Linked DNA regions of Homo sapiens: region 2 is linked to region 1. The links are chromatin contacts, found by Hi-C or POLR2A ChIA-PET in ENCODE. All regions are on one chromosome and are shown on one strand. Each heading gives the region's core, a stretch centred on a gene start or an enhancer-like site at or near the end of the contact. The rest is flanking DNA. Distances are from core to core; before and after follow the strand shown. Region 1 holds the start of MFAP1 (microfibril associated protein 1). Region 2 holds the start of SPPL2A (signal peptide peptidase like 2A).

What was found. A loop is a pair of places that touch in the nucleus more often than their neighbours do. ChIA-PET counts read pairs that join two places held with the same protein, here RNA polymerase II (POLR2A).
Region 2: a map of naive thymus-derived CD4-positive, alpha-beta T cell shows a loop between it and region 1 (12-fold over the local background). The contact joins the promoter of SPPL2A here to the promoter of MFAP1 in region 1. A Hi-C loop is called at or near these places in 1 of 168 maps with a recorded cell type or tissue (naive thymus-derived CD4-positive, alpha-beta T cell). POLR2A ChIA-PET finds 5 or more read pairs at or near these places in 1 of 52 experiments (GM10248).

Annotation. Positions count from the first base shown.
Region 1 is chr15:43,822,054-43,829,331 of GRCh38, forward strand. It overlaps MFAP1 (microfibril associated protein 1), which reads right to left and starts at 2,637. Exons shown (of 9, transcript NM_005926.3): 1 at 2,438-2,637. The coding sequence starts at 2,516. WDR76 (WD repeat domain 76) reads left to right here and starts at 4,949. Exons shown (of 13, transcript NM_024908.4): 1 at 4,949-5,039; 2 at 5,912-6,313. The coding sequence starts at 4,980. RefSeq lists enhancers at 2,441-2,700, 2,453-3,084 and a silencer at 4,918-4,977.
Region 2 is chr15:50,761,210-50,768,613 of GRCh38, forward strand. SPPL2A (signal peptide peptidase like 2A) reads right to left here and starts at 4,497. Exons shown (of 15, transcript NM_032802.4): 1 at 4,259-4,497. The coding sequence starts at 4,324. RefSeq lists a silencer at 4,072-4,531.

The sequences.
Region 1 (7,278 bases), core at 1,387-3,886:
ACAGGTAATTCATGGAAAAGAAAATCTAGAGAGCTTATTAGACACATGAACAAGATGCCCAGCATCGGCCGGACGCAGTAGCTCTATGGTGAGCCGAGATGGAGCCATTGCACTCCAGCTTGGTCAACAAGAGTGAAACTCTTTCTCAAAAAAAAAAAAAAAAAAAGCCCAGCATCACTAGTAATCAGGGGAATGCAAATTAGAATAATGAGATACCATTTCACACCTGTTAGATTGGGCAAAAAATGTAAAAATCTGATACAACCAAGTGTGTAGATGATGAATATATGGGAAATAAAGCTCTTAGGTTCTCAAAGTTTGTTTTCTTTTTTTTCTTTGAGACAGAGTCTTGCTCTGTTGGCCAGGCTGGAGTGCAGTGGCATGATCTTGGCTCCATGAAACCTCCACCTGCCGGGTTCAAGTGATTCTCCTGCCTCAGCCTTCCAAACAGCTGGGATTACAGGCGTGCGCCATCACACCCGGCTAATTTTTGTATTTTTAGTAGAGACGGGGTTTCACCATGTTGGCCAGGCTGGTCTCAAACTCCTGACCTCAGGTGATCCACCCATCTCGGCCTCCCAAAGTGCTGGGATTACAGGCCTGAGGCATCACGCCCAGCCTTTGTTTTAACAGACAGGGTCTTGATCTGTTGCTTAGGTTGGAGTGTAATGGCACAATCATAGCTCATTGCATCTTTGAACTTTCGAGCATAAGTGATCCTCCTGCTTTGGCTTCCCCCAAGTAGCAGGAGCACATCACTACATCCCGCTAATTTTTAATTATTATTATTATTATTATTTTTGAGACGAAGTCTTGCTCTTGTCCCCCAGGCTGGAGTGCAATGGTGCGATCTCGGCTCACTGCAACCTCTGCCCCCTGAGTTCAAGTGATTCTCCTGCCTCAGCCTACCGAGTAGCTGGGATTACAGGCGCCTGCCACCACACCTGGCTAATTTTTGTATTTTTAGTAGAGACGGTTTCACCACGTTGGCCAGGTTGGTCTCGAACTCTTGACCTCAGGTGATCCACCAGCCTCAGCCTCCCAAAGTGCTGGGATTACAGGCGTGAGCCACCGCGCCGGGCCCTAATTTTTATTTTTGCAGAGATTGGCGGGGGTGGGGGGTGGTCTCGCTATGTTGCCCAAGCTGGTCTTGAACTCCTGGCCTCAAGCGATCCTCCTGCCTCAGCCTCCCGAAGTGCTGAGATTACAGGTGTAAGCCACTGTGCTCCACAAATTCTTATGTTCTTATAACTTACTTTGGGGAGCAATTGGCAACAGGTACTAAATAAAGCTAGTATTGGCTAGAGAATGACAATTGCAGAACTTTCTTTTTTTTTTTTTGAGAGAGTGTCTCACACTGTGGCCCAGGCTGGAGTGCAATGGTGCGATCTCTGCTCACTGCGACCTCCACCTCCCGGGTTCAAGCAATTCTCCTGCCTCAGATTCCCAAGTAGCTGGGATTACAGGTACCCACCACCATGCATGGCTAATTTTTTGTATTTTTAGTAGAGACGGGGTTTCGCCATGATCGCCAGGCTGTCTTGAACTCCTGACCTCAGGTGTTCAGCCCGCCTCAGCCTCCCAAAGTGCTGGGTTTATGGGCATAAGACACCGTGCCTGGCCGCAGCACTTTTTTGAACAAGGGGACAACCACCTGCCTCTCAGTAGGGAATAAAGTGTGGATTACAGTTTATTTTATACAATGGAATTCATAAGCTGTTAAGATGAATGAATTAGATGTATAGGGATCCAAAGATAATTCTCAAAAGCCATGTTGAGACTAGATACGGCGGCATCTACTCGGGAGGCTGAGGCAGGAGGACAGCCTGAGCCCCAGGAATTCGAGTCCAGCCTGGGCAGCATAAGCAGACTTCTATGGACAGCAAAAGAGGGACTGTATCCCGCACAATGCCCTGCCAACAGGCATTCTCTATCTATCTATCTAGTCTGATATTATATACATATTCTGATATATACTTAAGTTCCTAATTATTAGATTAATAATATACTTAAGTTCCTAAGTAATTACACTAATAATACATAAATTCTTGTAATTATATGTAATTAGTGATATTATATTCTAATCATAATATATATTAGACTAATACATATATTCTAGCATATATATATTAGACATATATATTCTGATATATACTTAAGTTCCTAATGTTTTTATATGTGTAATATATATTATATATATGTAACATTAGTCTAAGGAATTTGTGGAGGCTAACAGAAGAGAGGTGCTTGCTGAATACGAGAGCAGGCCACAGGAACAAGATCGGATGCAAGTGGGTGGGGGTGGAAAGATCGAAGAATCTGGCAGCCAGATCTCAAGAGCTGGCGGGGTTGGAGTGGTCTGTCCGGGAGAGGTCTGGAGGTTGCTGGGGCCGGAAGGGGTTAAAATTCGACTGGGAAGAGGGTGTTAGCACCGTACCTTTCTCATTGCGAACTGGGACGGCCCCAGCCGTAGACTGAATGGGCGGTTGCTTCATGAGAGCGCTTGGGACCGACATGTTGATGGCAGCGACGGTGATTCCCGAAACTTGACTAATTCCAAACAGTGAACACCAGCAACGTCAACGAAGAGAAGAAATTCCTTCCACCTGAGTCCGCGAACACAGCTGCGCGACTGATAGAGAAACTACTTACGGCTGAGCTAGATAAACCGGAAATACGTGACGAGAGGATTGTGGGATGGTGGACGACGTTTGGGCGCCCACAGCTAGGAAGTCGAGTCGGTTTCTGCGCATGCTCATTGGCTGCCCGCATGTCCTCTACGTCGCAGAATTTGGAAGCAGCTTTTGGCGGGAAATTTTGCTTCCTTTGGGCTTTGCTGTTAGGACTCTGCGGTGAGGAAGGTTCGAATGAAAGATTTTACGTGTTAGCTTGGTTTGAAGCCAAGAACGGTATAGTGAATAAGAAACTCAGGCGACAGTGAGTTACTGTTTGAATGGCTTGTTGAAAGCTCAGAAGAAGTAGAGTTTGATGGAATAAAAATCTTGCCAGTAGTATCCGATTAGCTTAGTTCATAAGGCCAGGGTGGGCTGTGGTGCGGTATTTGGTTTCACAGGGCAGGTGGTGCTGATTTAGGCCAGTGACCGAAAAAAAAAAAAAAAAAACTCCCGAGGTGCCTGGGACATTGCCCACCTGAAATCCCAAAACTCCACTTTTTTAGGCTTTCAGGTTTTTCCAGTTTCTGGAAACTACCTATTAAAATACATTCCTGGCTAGAAAATGTTTGTATTTAAATATCTAAGTAATTATTATTCTTTTGAGACTGTCTTTTTCTGTCACCCAGGCTGGAGTGCAGTGGCTCGATCTCAGCTCACTGCAGTCTCCACCTCCCGGGTTTAAGCAATTCTCGTGCCTCAGCCTTCTGATTAGCTGGGATTACAGGCGCCTGCCACCACTCCCTGCTGATTTTTGTATTTTTAGTAGAGACGAGGTTTCACCATGTTGGCCAGGCTTAAGTGATCCGCCCACTCCGGCCTCCCACAGTGCTGAGTGTTGGCGTGGGCCACCACTCCCGGCTAATTTTTGTATTTTTAGTAGAGGCAGGGTTTCGCCATGTTGCCCAGGCTGGTCTTGAACTCCTGACCTCAGATGATCCACCTACCTCGGCCTCCCCAAAGTGCTGGGATTACAGAGGTGAGCCACCGCACCCGGCCTATTTAAGAACTCTTTAAGGACTTACAGGATAATAACAGAAGCAGCTCCAATTTACAAGCTGAGTCGTGTTAAAAAATATATATAATATTGGCTAATTGGAAAGTCAGGACACATTTCACAGTAGAAAGGACTTTATAACTGCGGGGGAGACAAGGGACAGTAGGAACAAAGTCTTAAAGTCCAGAAACAGTATGTTTTATACAGGACACCATGAAAAGTTTGGTTTTATCAGTAATTTTTGAGTCATGAGGGGCCTTGAAGTTGCTATTAATATGATTAACCCAAATTACTTCACCTGTGTTCTACAATTGGGCCTTGAGTGGGAGAAGAAATGAAACTGGACAAATCTCAGGCAAGGAACAGTGTGGGACCCAACTAAGCAACCAAGGAAACAGTTTTGGGCTAGAAGGAACCTTAAAGAGAATAGCCAGAATCTTATTTTATTATTTATAGAAGAGGGTCTTGCTCTGTCGCTCAGGCTGGAGTTCCGCGCAATCACGGCTCACTGTGGCCTCATCCTTCTAGGTTCAAGCCATTTTCCCACCCCTGCCTTCTGAGTAGCTGGGACTACAGACGTACAACACCACGCTGGGCTAATTTTTGTATTTTTTATAGAGATGGGGTCTCACTATGTTGCCCAGGCTGGTTTGGAACTCCTGGGCCCAAGTGATCCACTCCTCTCGGCCTCTCAAAGTGTTGGGATTACAGGCGTTAGCCACCGCTCCCGGCCTGTTAGTGTTTTTCAAAGCGACATCCCAGTACCACCAGAATCAAAATCACCAGTCAAAGGTAAAAATGTCAGTTCAGCCCCAGGACATCCCTAAAGAATTTGAGTCTAGGGCTTTAAGACAGCATTTTTTTTTTTTTGAGACGGAGTCTCACTCTTGTTGCCCAGACTGGAGTGCAATGGCGCGATCTCAGCTCACTGCAACCTCTGCCCCCTGGGTTCAAGCAATTCTGCCTCAGCCTCCTGAGTAACTGGGATTACAGGCACGCGCCACCAAGCCCGGCTAATTTTTGTAATTTTAGTAGAGACGGGGTTTCGTCATGTTGGCCAGGCTGGTCTCAAACTCCTGACCTCAGGTGATCCGCCGCCTCAGCCTCCCAAAGTGCTTAGGATTACAGGCGGGAGCCACCGCGCCTGGCCAAGGCGGCCTTCTTAAGAAGCGCGCGTAAAACCCCAACTTCCTGCTCTGGCGCTGCGGCCGCTGGGGATCTGAGTGGGCTCCGCCCCGCCTCGGACCCGCCCCTCCCGGCCTCCCGCCGCAATCTTGGCGGGAAGGCGCCGGCCGCTAAGAAGCCGAAAGATGTCCAGGTCGGGCGCGGCGGCTGAGAAGGCGGACTCCAGACAGCGACCCCAGATGAAGGTGAGAAACGGACTGGTGCTTCCAAGGTGTGCTCCTGCCTCGGTTTTTGTGAGGGTTATGCGGGACACAGGCCCAGGAGGTCGAGGGCACCTGGCACCGGGGGTAGGCGGGGGATCCCTGCCCTTAGGCCTTCAGCTTTGACGAAAGGTTCTTATCAATAACCCGAGAAATAGTGGGAGAGTCACATCTGGGATTCCCTTTCTTCAACCTTCTGCGTTTTCTTCTGCCACAGTTATGATCGGCTTCACACTCTTTAAATAATTCCAGACAATCCGCAGCTGACAGTTGGGGTATTTGCCCCAGTCACAAATGCTAGTCATTATTATTATTGGTCTGGAAAACTTATGGGCAAATGTGCCCAGTAAGTGAATTCTACTGAGGTTAAGGTTAGTGAATTACATATCTAGGATTTTGGAGGGGAAAATAAGTTTTCTTACGAAGGGTGTCAATTTGGATTTATTTATTTTTTTGAGCTTAAGTCTCACTCTGTTGCCCAGGCTGGAGGGCAGTGGTGTGATCTCGGCTCACTGCAACCTCCGTCTCCCGGGTTCAAGTGATTCTTCTGCCTCAGCCTCCTGAGTAGCTGGGACTACAGGCGTGTGCCACTATGCCCAGCTAATTTTTGTATTTTTAGTAGAGACAGGTGGTTTCATTATGTTAGCCAGGATGGTCTCGATCTCCTGACCTCGCGATCTGCCCGATTGGGCCTCCCAAAGTGCTGGGATTACAGGCGTGAGCCACTGCACCTGGCCTCAATTTGGATTTATATTGTCTTTGGGAAATGGGAATTATTAGATCTGTTAGGGATCCTGTAAGAAAAGGCACAGGACTTGGAGTTCTAATATTCTGTTTTCTTTTATTGATCTGAATAGGTAAATGAATATAAAGAAAATCAAAACATCGCTTATGTGTCTCTGAGACCAGCACAGACTACAGTTTTAATAAAAACAGCTAAGGTCTATCTTGCCCCCTTTTCACTCAGTAATTACCAGCTAGACCAGCTTATGTGCCCCAAATCCCTATCAGAAAAGAATTCTAACAATGAAGTGGCGTGTAAGAAGACTAAAATAAAGAAAACTTGCAGAAGGATTATACCTCCAAAGATGAAAAACACATCTTCCAAGGCAGAATCCACGCTGCAAAATTCATCCTCAGCTGTTCATACTGAAAGTAACAAGCTACAACCCAAGAGAACGGCAGATGCGATGAATCTCAGTGTTGATGTGGAAAGTAGTCAGGATGGAGACAGTGATGAAGATACCACACCATCCCTGGTAAGAACTTAATTAGTAGCTTGTTCTGGTTTCTCTTTTTTGAAATTTGAAGTTCTGATAAATCGAAGTTTTTCGAGGATCTCTCTGGTACAAACAAGTTATTTCATCATCTAATGTAAGTATAAATGTAATAATACATTTTTATTATTTTTAAGGTTTAACAAATAACTTCCTTGGGTTATTTTTGCTCTTGCTGTTGATGTGTCAATGAAAGGATTGACTTAATCTTTACTCTGCTTCCTTTTTTCTTTCTCTAAACTAACTGCATATATTTTTGGGTTTAGTCATACTTTATGGTGCCTTTCTCACCTTTACATGTTTATGTACAGTATATCAGAAGTCATCAGTTTGTGGGACATGGTATTGACTGACCTTTGATATCAGGGTAGGGAAACATAAATTGATTCTATGGTTGTGTTGAATAATATTTCCTTTAAATGCAAAACGAGACAAATGACAGAGTAGGTAAGATACATGAGAAACACATTTGTTCTGTGTAATTCCAATCAATTTAAGGAATTTGGTGTGTAATTTTTTTCTTTTTTTTTTTTTTGGAGACAGAGTCTCGCTCTGTCGCCCAGGCCAGAGTGCAGTGACGCTATCTCGGCTCACTGCAACCTCGGCCTCCCAGTTTTAATAGATTGTCCTGCTTCAGCCTCCTGAGTAGCTGGGATTACAGGCGCGTGCCACCACACCTGGTTAATTTTGTGTTTTTAGTAGAGACGGGGTTTCACCATGTTTGTCAGGCTGGTCTCTAACTCCTGACCTTGTGATCCACCCGCCTCAGCCTCCCAAAGTGCTGGGATTACAGGGGTGAGCCACTGCGCCCAGCCTGGTCTGTAATTCTTTTGGCTTCTGCTGCCTACCAGGAGCGCCGTGCTCCATTCAAAGTGACAAATTTTAACTGGACAAGATAAAACATACATAGCACATGACACAATGTTGATGGAACTCAGAAAACAGAA
Region 2 (7,404 bases), core at 3,247-5,746, 6.9 Mb after region 1:
ATGTTGACCAGGCTGGTCTGAAACTCCTAGCCTCAAGCAATCCTCCAAAACAGAACTTTTAAAGACACTATGAGGAAGACTCAGGATTCTTCAAAGAACTTTGAAGCAATTTAAAAAGACAGAGCTGCCGGGCACGGTGGCTCACACCTGCAACCCCACACTTTGGGAGGATGAGGCAGGCAGATCACCTGAGGTCAGTAGTTCGAGAGTAGCCTGACCAATGTGGAGAAACCCCCGTCTCTACTAAAAATACAAAATTAGCTGGGCGTGGTGGTGCATGCTTGTAATCCCAGCCACTGGGGAGGCTGAGGCAGGAGAATTGCTTGTACCCGGGAAGCAGAGGTTGTGATGAGCTGGGATCGCACCATTGCACTTCAGCCTGGGCAACAAGAGTGAAACTCCATCTCAAAAAATAATAATAATAAATAAAATAAAAAGAGCCAGGGCCAAGAGCGGTGGCTCACGCCTGTAATCCTAGCACTTTGGGAGGCCGAGGTGGGTGGATTGCCTGAGCTCAGGAGTTCAAGACCAGCCTGGGCAACACAGTGAAACCCCGTTTCTTCTAAAATACAAAAAATTAGCCGGGCATCACGACGTGCACCTGTAATCCTACTCGGGAGACTGAGGCAGGAGAATTGCTAGAACCCAGGAGGCAGAGGTTGCAGTGAGCCGAGATAAGGCCACTGCAATCCAGCCTAGGCTACAGAGCAAGACTCCATCTCAACAAAAAAAAAAAGAGAGCCAGCATAAACAATATCCATTGTCTTTGAAACAGAATCCCATGACTGCGTCCACACTGAGAAATAAAGTTCTGACCATTGTGACCCAGGGTCGAGGTTGAACTGGGGAAGGAGAGGTGCAAAATGTAATTATGGCAGCCAGGCATGGTGACTCATGTCTGTAATCCCAGCACTTTGGGAGGCCAAGGCAGGAAGATCACCTGAGGTCAGGAGTTCGAGACCAGCCTGGGCAACATGGTGAAACCCCATCTCTACTAAAATTACAAAAATTAGCCAGGTGTGGTGGCAGGCACCTGTAATCCCAGGTACTTGGGAGGCTGAGGCAGGAGAATCACTTGAACCCAGGAGGTGGAGGCTGCAGTGAGCTGAGATCGCACCACTGCACTCCAGCCTGGACGACAGAGCAAGACTCCATCTCAAAAAAAAAAAAAAACAAAAACCCAAAAAATAAAATGTACTTATGGCAAGGTCAAGACACAGCTAACTACCTGCTAGGCGCTCATTTAATTTCTAGACCTAATGGGTTTAAAAAATATTAAAACAGCCAGATGTGCTGTAGCTTCAGTTCAAAATACACAGTGAGGTCACTCTGATGTGAAGATGACAAGATGAGGAGGGTAGGCAAATGATCTTTAAGGGCCTTTCCAATACTAAATCCTCTGCCTCTTCTAGATGGATGTGCCAGTGGTTTCTGAAGACTACGTGCTGCTTCCATTATAGATGAGGATGTTGGCCCTGTTATTACATGACTAAGGGGAAGCAGTGCCAGTTTCTTTTTTTCTTTTCTTTTTTTTTTTTTTTGAGATGGAGTCTCGCTCTGTCACACAGGCTGGAGTGCAGTGGCACGATCTTGGCTTACTGCAACCTCTGCCTCCCGGGTTCAAGCAATTCTTCCGCCTCAGCCTCCCAAGTAGCTGGGATAACAGGCACGCACCACCACGCCCGGCTAATTTTTTTTTTTTTGTATTTTTTTTTAGTAGAGACGGGGTTTCACCATATTGGCCAGGCTGGTCTCAAACTCCTGACCTTGTGATCCACCCACCTGGACCTCTCAAAGTGCTGGGATGACAGGCGTGAGCCACCACGCCCGGACAAGTAGTGCCAGTTTCAAGAGCCCAGAGAGGAGAAATGAAATGATTGAGCTGGCATCACTAATCAAAGGAACTCAGAAAGGCTACCTAGAGCTGTAAAATTAGGGAAGAGGAATAAACAAAGGGCTTCAGGGAGAAAATGGTAGAAGACTTCAGACAGAGTTGGAGGAAAGGAACTAGGTATCCAGAAAGGAGAAAGAACTCCAGCTGAGGAAAAGGAAACCAGATCTACCCAAGTTCTCAGAACACGAAAGGAATGAGAAAGAACATCTCAGGAAATTAAAGGAAGGAGGAACCAAGAAGAAAACAAATCCATAAAGAAATCAACAAGAAATAGAAAAATCAGTGATACTAGCTGGTATCGAAAAAAGATCCTTACAATTTAAACAGATATTGTCAGTTTATTCAGTCATCAGGACATTACATCCCATATAATAAGATGCACACCAAACATTTGCAGTGTAGAAAAATGTTACTTAATCTTCACAACAACCCTAGAACCGAGGAATATAGAACCCGAGATTACCATGGTGAGGTACAACAAAGCACATAGGTGCAATATAAAAGGCCTAAAATCGCCGGGCATGGTGGCTCACGCCTGTAATCCCAGCACTTTGGGAGGCCGAGGAGGGTGGATCACGAGGTCAGGAGTTCGAGACCAGCCTGACCAACATAGTGAAACCCCCATCTCTACTAAAAATACAAAAATTAGCTGGGCATGGTGGTGCTTGCCTGTGATCCCAGCTACTCGGGAGGCTGAGGCAGGAGAATTGCTTGAACCTGGGAGGCGGAGGTTGCAGTGAGCCGAGATCGCGCCACTGCACTCCAGCCTGGGCGACAGAGTGAGACTCCGTCTCGAAAAAAACAAAAACAACAACAAAAAAAGGCCTAAAATCCAGAACGTGGGAGACAGCCTAGATACAATTTAGAACAGGGATGATCTTTAGATTTGTGAAGGCTATGAAATCAAATGACAAGTCTACTTAAGTAGAGTTTTCTGGTGAGAGGGCTCAGGGCCTTTAATAAGAATTTCAATGTGAGTTTATGAGGAACTGATGTATCACTAAGCTATTAATTTATGTTGAGAAGGGATTAGTACGAATGTGATATTCATTCTTAAAATCAGCTCAAGAGATTCAAATGAAAATGAATGCAAAAACACTTTGAAAAGTTTTATATCTAGGTTATAGTTTTGCATACATCTACATACTATCTGAATATCTTTTGGACATAAGTATTATCTGTCTGATTACACAGTAAACACCTTAAAGACTCCGACTAACACTGCTACTTTGTTGCTCTTTTTATATCGAACTCCCCTCCCCCAGCAATTTTTAGATACATTCTCTCAGGTTCCTGATGTTGCCTGTCAAAGTTATGAATACACCAAAAGGCACTTACTTTTTGGCTTAGATTTTGGTTTTTCAATAAATATTAAAGACACTTTTGTATTCACTAATACTAACCCCTTAAACTGGAGAGTCAGCAAAACAGTCTTTCAAAGAAATCACACATTCTAATAGAACGAAACAAGCTTACACGACACCAATTCTGTAATAAATAACATGCGTAAGTTTCCAACCTGAAACTCCCTAAGTAAAAGTCACTAGAAACAAAAACTGAAACACCGGGTTCCTGACACCCCACTCCCACACTGAAGCTCGAATTACTTGAGGCTGAATTTTAAAACACTATTACTTCTCTGTGACTATGAAAACAAATCTATGAACACATATTTCTTACTTACATTTAACCGACGCTCCCCACCCATCCCTTTAAATTAGGCAGAAAACTGAAAACCACTAAAAGCATTACATTTTGGTGTCTTCTTTTAAAAGTTATTTTAAATTACTGCTATTAAAACCCCCCCTCCAAAAAAAAAAAACCCTCATAACAGAATCAAATGAGCCCTAAGGCGAAGCAGGAGCTACAGTGGGGGAAGGGAATTTTAAAAAGACATCCGTGTTAGTGCAATTAAAGTGCAGTCCTCGAACCGCTAAACATACTGGCGCCTTGTATAATTTTTTTTTCTTCCCAAGGGTAAAAAGCGGTAAGAAAGGCTTAGACAATAAAACCCAGAGGTCAATTTTAAATATGCTGGGACAGTGAGCAACTATCGAGAAGCATCAAGGTCAACGCAACCTAAGGGGCTCCTCTGATCTTTTTGCGGTAGGTATTTCGCCAGACTTCAATGGGCGGGAACCGAGTGGGGGGCGGGAAAGTTGGGGGAAAGAGGGTGGAAAAGAGGAGGGTGGAAGGAAAGAGATGAGTAATGGAAAGAGGAGGGGAGGAAAGAGGAGTGCGAGAGCAGGCCGCGGAGGTGCGGGCAGAGGGGAGGCCGGGCGAGGAGTAGGGGAAGGGAGCCCCGGCCTTGGCCCCGGCCCCGCCCAGCCCCTGGGAGGCCTGCGCGCCTTCCCGCCCCCTTACCAGCTGGAGCAGGAAGCCCCAGAGTAGGGCGGCCCCGGCAGGGGACAGCCGCCGCTGCGGCCCCATCGGACTGGTGGGTGCCGGGTGGGACGGCACGGTGCGGCGCAGCTCACTCGGCGGGGTAGGCTCGGAGTCCCGCCGCTGCGCTGCCTCCGTGGCCGGACCGGACCGGACAGGCGCGGGCGGCCGGGCTACGACTGGACCGCCGCTGCTACAGCGGCCGCCACAGCAGCGCGACTTCCTCTTCCGGCCCCGCCCGTAAGATGCGGAAACCCCCGCGCCGGGCTCGGAGAGTCCCAGCGCTCTCCCGGTATCCAGGCGTCCCGGCGTCCCGGCGCTACGAGGCCACCGGCTGCGGGTCTGAGCCTGTCGCTTTCCGGCTGCCCGACTTTAACTCACACCGAAGCCTGGCGGGAGAACGGATTTCTCAAGGCTCGGAAGTGTCTGAGCGTCTGCTCGGTTCCCCAGTAACTACCCGAGTGTTGCATGCAGCCAGAAATCTAAGGGTCACCCTAATTCATCTGCCTGTCATTTGTTCCTGGCCACTCTGACTCACCACATAACCCAGATCCATCCACTTTCTCCAGAACTGCTGCCACCACTCTATCCAGGCCACCAACTTCCCTCTCCTCCAAACGGGTCTCAGTTTCCCCTCCGGACAGCCCAGTAGCCACATAACAGTCCCAGAGCCATCTTTCAAAACATATAAGTCAGATCATGTCTCTCTCTATCACACTTGGAATAAAATAAAAACTTGGCCGGGTGTGATGGCTCACACCTGTAATACCAGCATTTGGATGGCCGAGGTGGGCGGATCACAAGGTCAAGAAATCGAGACCATCCTGGCCAACATGGTGGAACCAAGTCTGTACTAAAAATACAAAAAATTAGCTGGGCGTGGTGGCACGCACCTGTCGTCCCAGCTACTCGGGAGGCGGAGGCAGTAGAATCGCTTGAACCGGGTAGGCGGAGGTTGCAGTGAGCCGAGATTGTGCCACTGCACTCCAACCTGGGCGACAGAGCGAGACTCGGTCTCCAAAAAAAAAAAAAAAAAAAAATCAAAACTCTACTCTAGCCTGCAAAGGTAAATCTGGCCCCTGCCTTCCTGTCTCCCCATCTTCACTACTTTCCCACACTTTAAGGCGCACGGACCTTTGGCCCTCCCGGCCTTTGCTCTGGTGGGCCGCCCGGACTTTGCTCTGGTAGTCCTCCCTGCTGGAGTGCTCTTCTCTCCAAAGCTCAGAATGCCTGCCTTGTTGACATTCACTTATCAGCTTCAATGTCGCTTCCCCAGACGGGACTTCCTGACATACCCAATCTAAAGTACCTGTCCAGTCACTTTCTTTTCTTTTCCTTTCTCTTTTTTTTTTTTTTTTTTTTTTGAGACGGAGTTTCGCTTTTCTTGCCCAGGCCGGAGTGCGATGGTGCAATCTCGGCACACTGCAACCTCCGCCTCCCAGGTTCAAGCAATTCTCCTGCCTCAGCCTCCCCAGTAGCTGGGATTACAGGCGCGTGCCACCACACCCGGCTAATTTTGTATTTTTAGTAGAGACGGGGTTTCACCATGTTGGTCAGGCTGGTCTCAAACTCTCGACCTCAGGTGATCCACCCGCTTTGGCCTCCCAAAGTGTTGGGATTACAGGCATGAGCCACCGCACCCGGCCTGTCCAGTCACTTTCATATTATTGTTTATTTTAATTATCTGCACAGCACTTTTCATTCTATGTATAGGTTCATTTATTTATGCCACCTCCCACTTCATAGCAAGGGGTGTCTTTGCTTTGTTGACTGCTATACCCTTTACATCTACAGTATTTGGCATATAGTAGGTCCTCAGATATTTGTTGGATGAATATTTAATATCAAATGCTGAATAGGACAGTGTGCCTGCCACCCCACAGCTCATAGTTTAACGAGGGACACAGATGTGTGAGCAAACACAGTTCAGGGTGAGTAGTGACTCTTGTTTGCACAAGATGTTATGGAAGTATCAAAAGGAGTTATAAAAGGGGTGCCAGGAAAAATACCAGCCTGAGCTGAGTCTGGGTGAGTTAATTTTAGCCAGGCAAAGGGTAGAAGAAGGGGGGCACTTCCAGGAAGAGTGAGCCATTAGTGTCAAAGCCAAAGGTGGCATTGAAGGAACTGCAAAACTTGGGCTTGGCTGAAGTTATGAGTGGTGAAAGATGACATGTGAGAAGAGGCCAGAGGCAAAATCATAAATACATTGGGACTGTTTGTGACTTTGGGCTTTGTCCTGCCAGGGGTAGAGAACAAATGAATAATAAATAGGGCAATGACATACACTTTCTGTTTTAGAAAGCTCTCTATGGTGGCTGGCAGGGCAGCAGACGTGTTGAAACAGGTCAAGAAGTGGAAGCCAGGACACCTGTTAGACATCTGTAGTAACAAAATCCAGGGACACTGAGGGCTTGAACTGTGGCAGAAGAAATAGGGAGGAGGAGATGGATCTAAAAGACTTGTAGCAGAATTTGGTAACTTTGAAGACATGGAGATAAAGGGAGAGGTATGATTCCCGGGTTCTTGCCCTCGGCTATTTATTGAGTTGGGTGCCAAAGGCGAAGTAGGTGGGGGTTGATGGGATAAATGGGTCGGGGGGAATACTTTTGGAAGTGGGTTTGAAATGCTTTTAGGATATCCAAGTGCAAATATCTGCTGTCAATGGCTATGTGGGTTGGTCTGAAGCTTAGGGGCACAGTGAGGTAAGAACTGCCTCATCTGCTGCCTATCAATTCTGGACTATTTTCATACTTTCTAGTTGCCCACAGCAAGCCAGGTTCCCCACCCCCTCCTTTTCTTTTTGTTTTGAGATGGAGTTTCACTCCTGTTGCCCAGGCTGGAGTGCAATGGTATGATCTCATCTCACTGCAACCCCCGCCTCCCAGGTTCAAGCGATTCTCCTACCTCAGCCTCCCAAGTAGCTGGAAATACAGGTGCCCACCAACACACCCAGCTAATTTTTGTATTTTTAGTAGAGACGGGGTTTCATCATATTGGCCAGACTGGTCTTGAACTTCTGACCTCAGGTGATCTGCCTGCCTCAGCCTCCCAAAGTACTGGGATTACAGGCGTGAGCCACCGTGCCCAGCCTAGGTTCCCCTTTTATAGAATAGCTGTATGGACTGGAT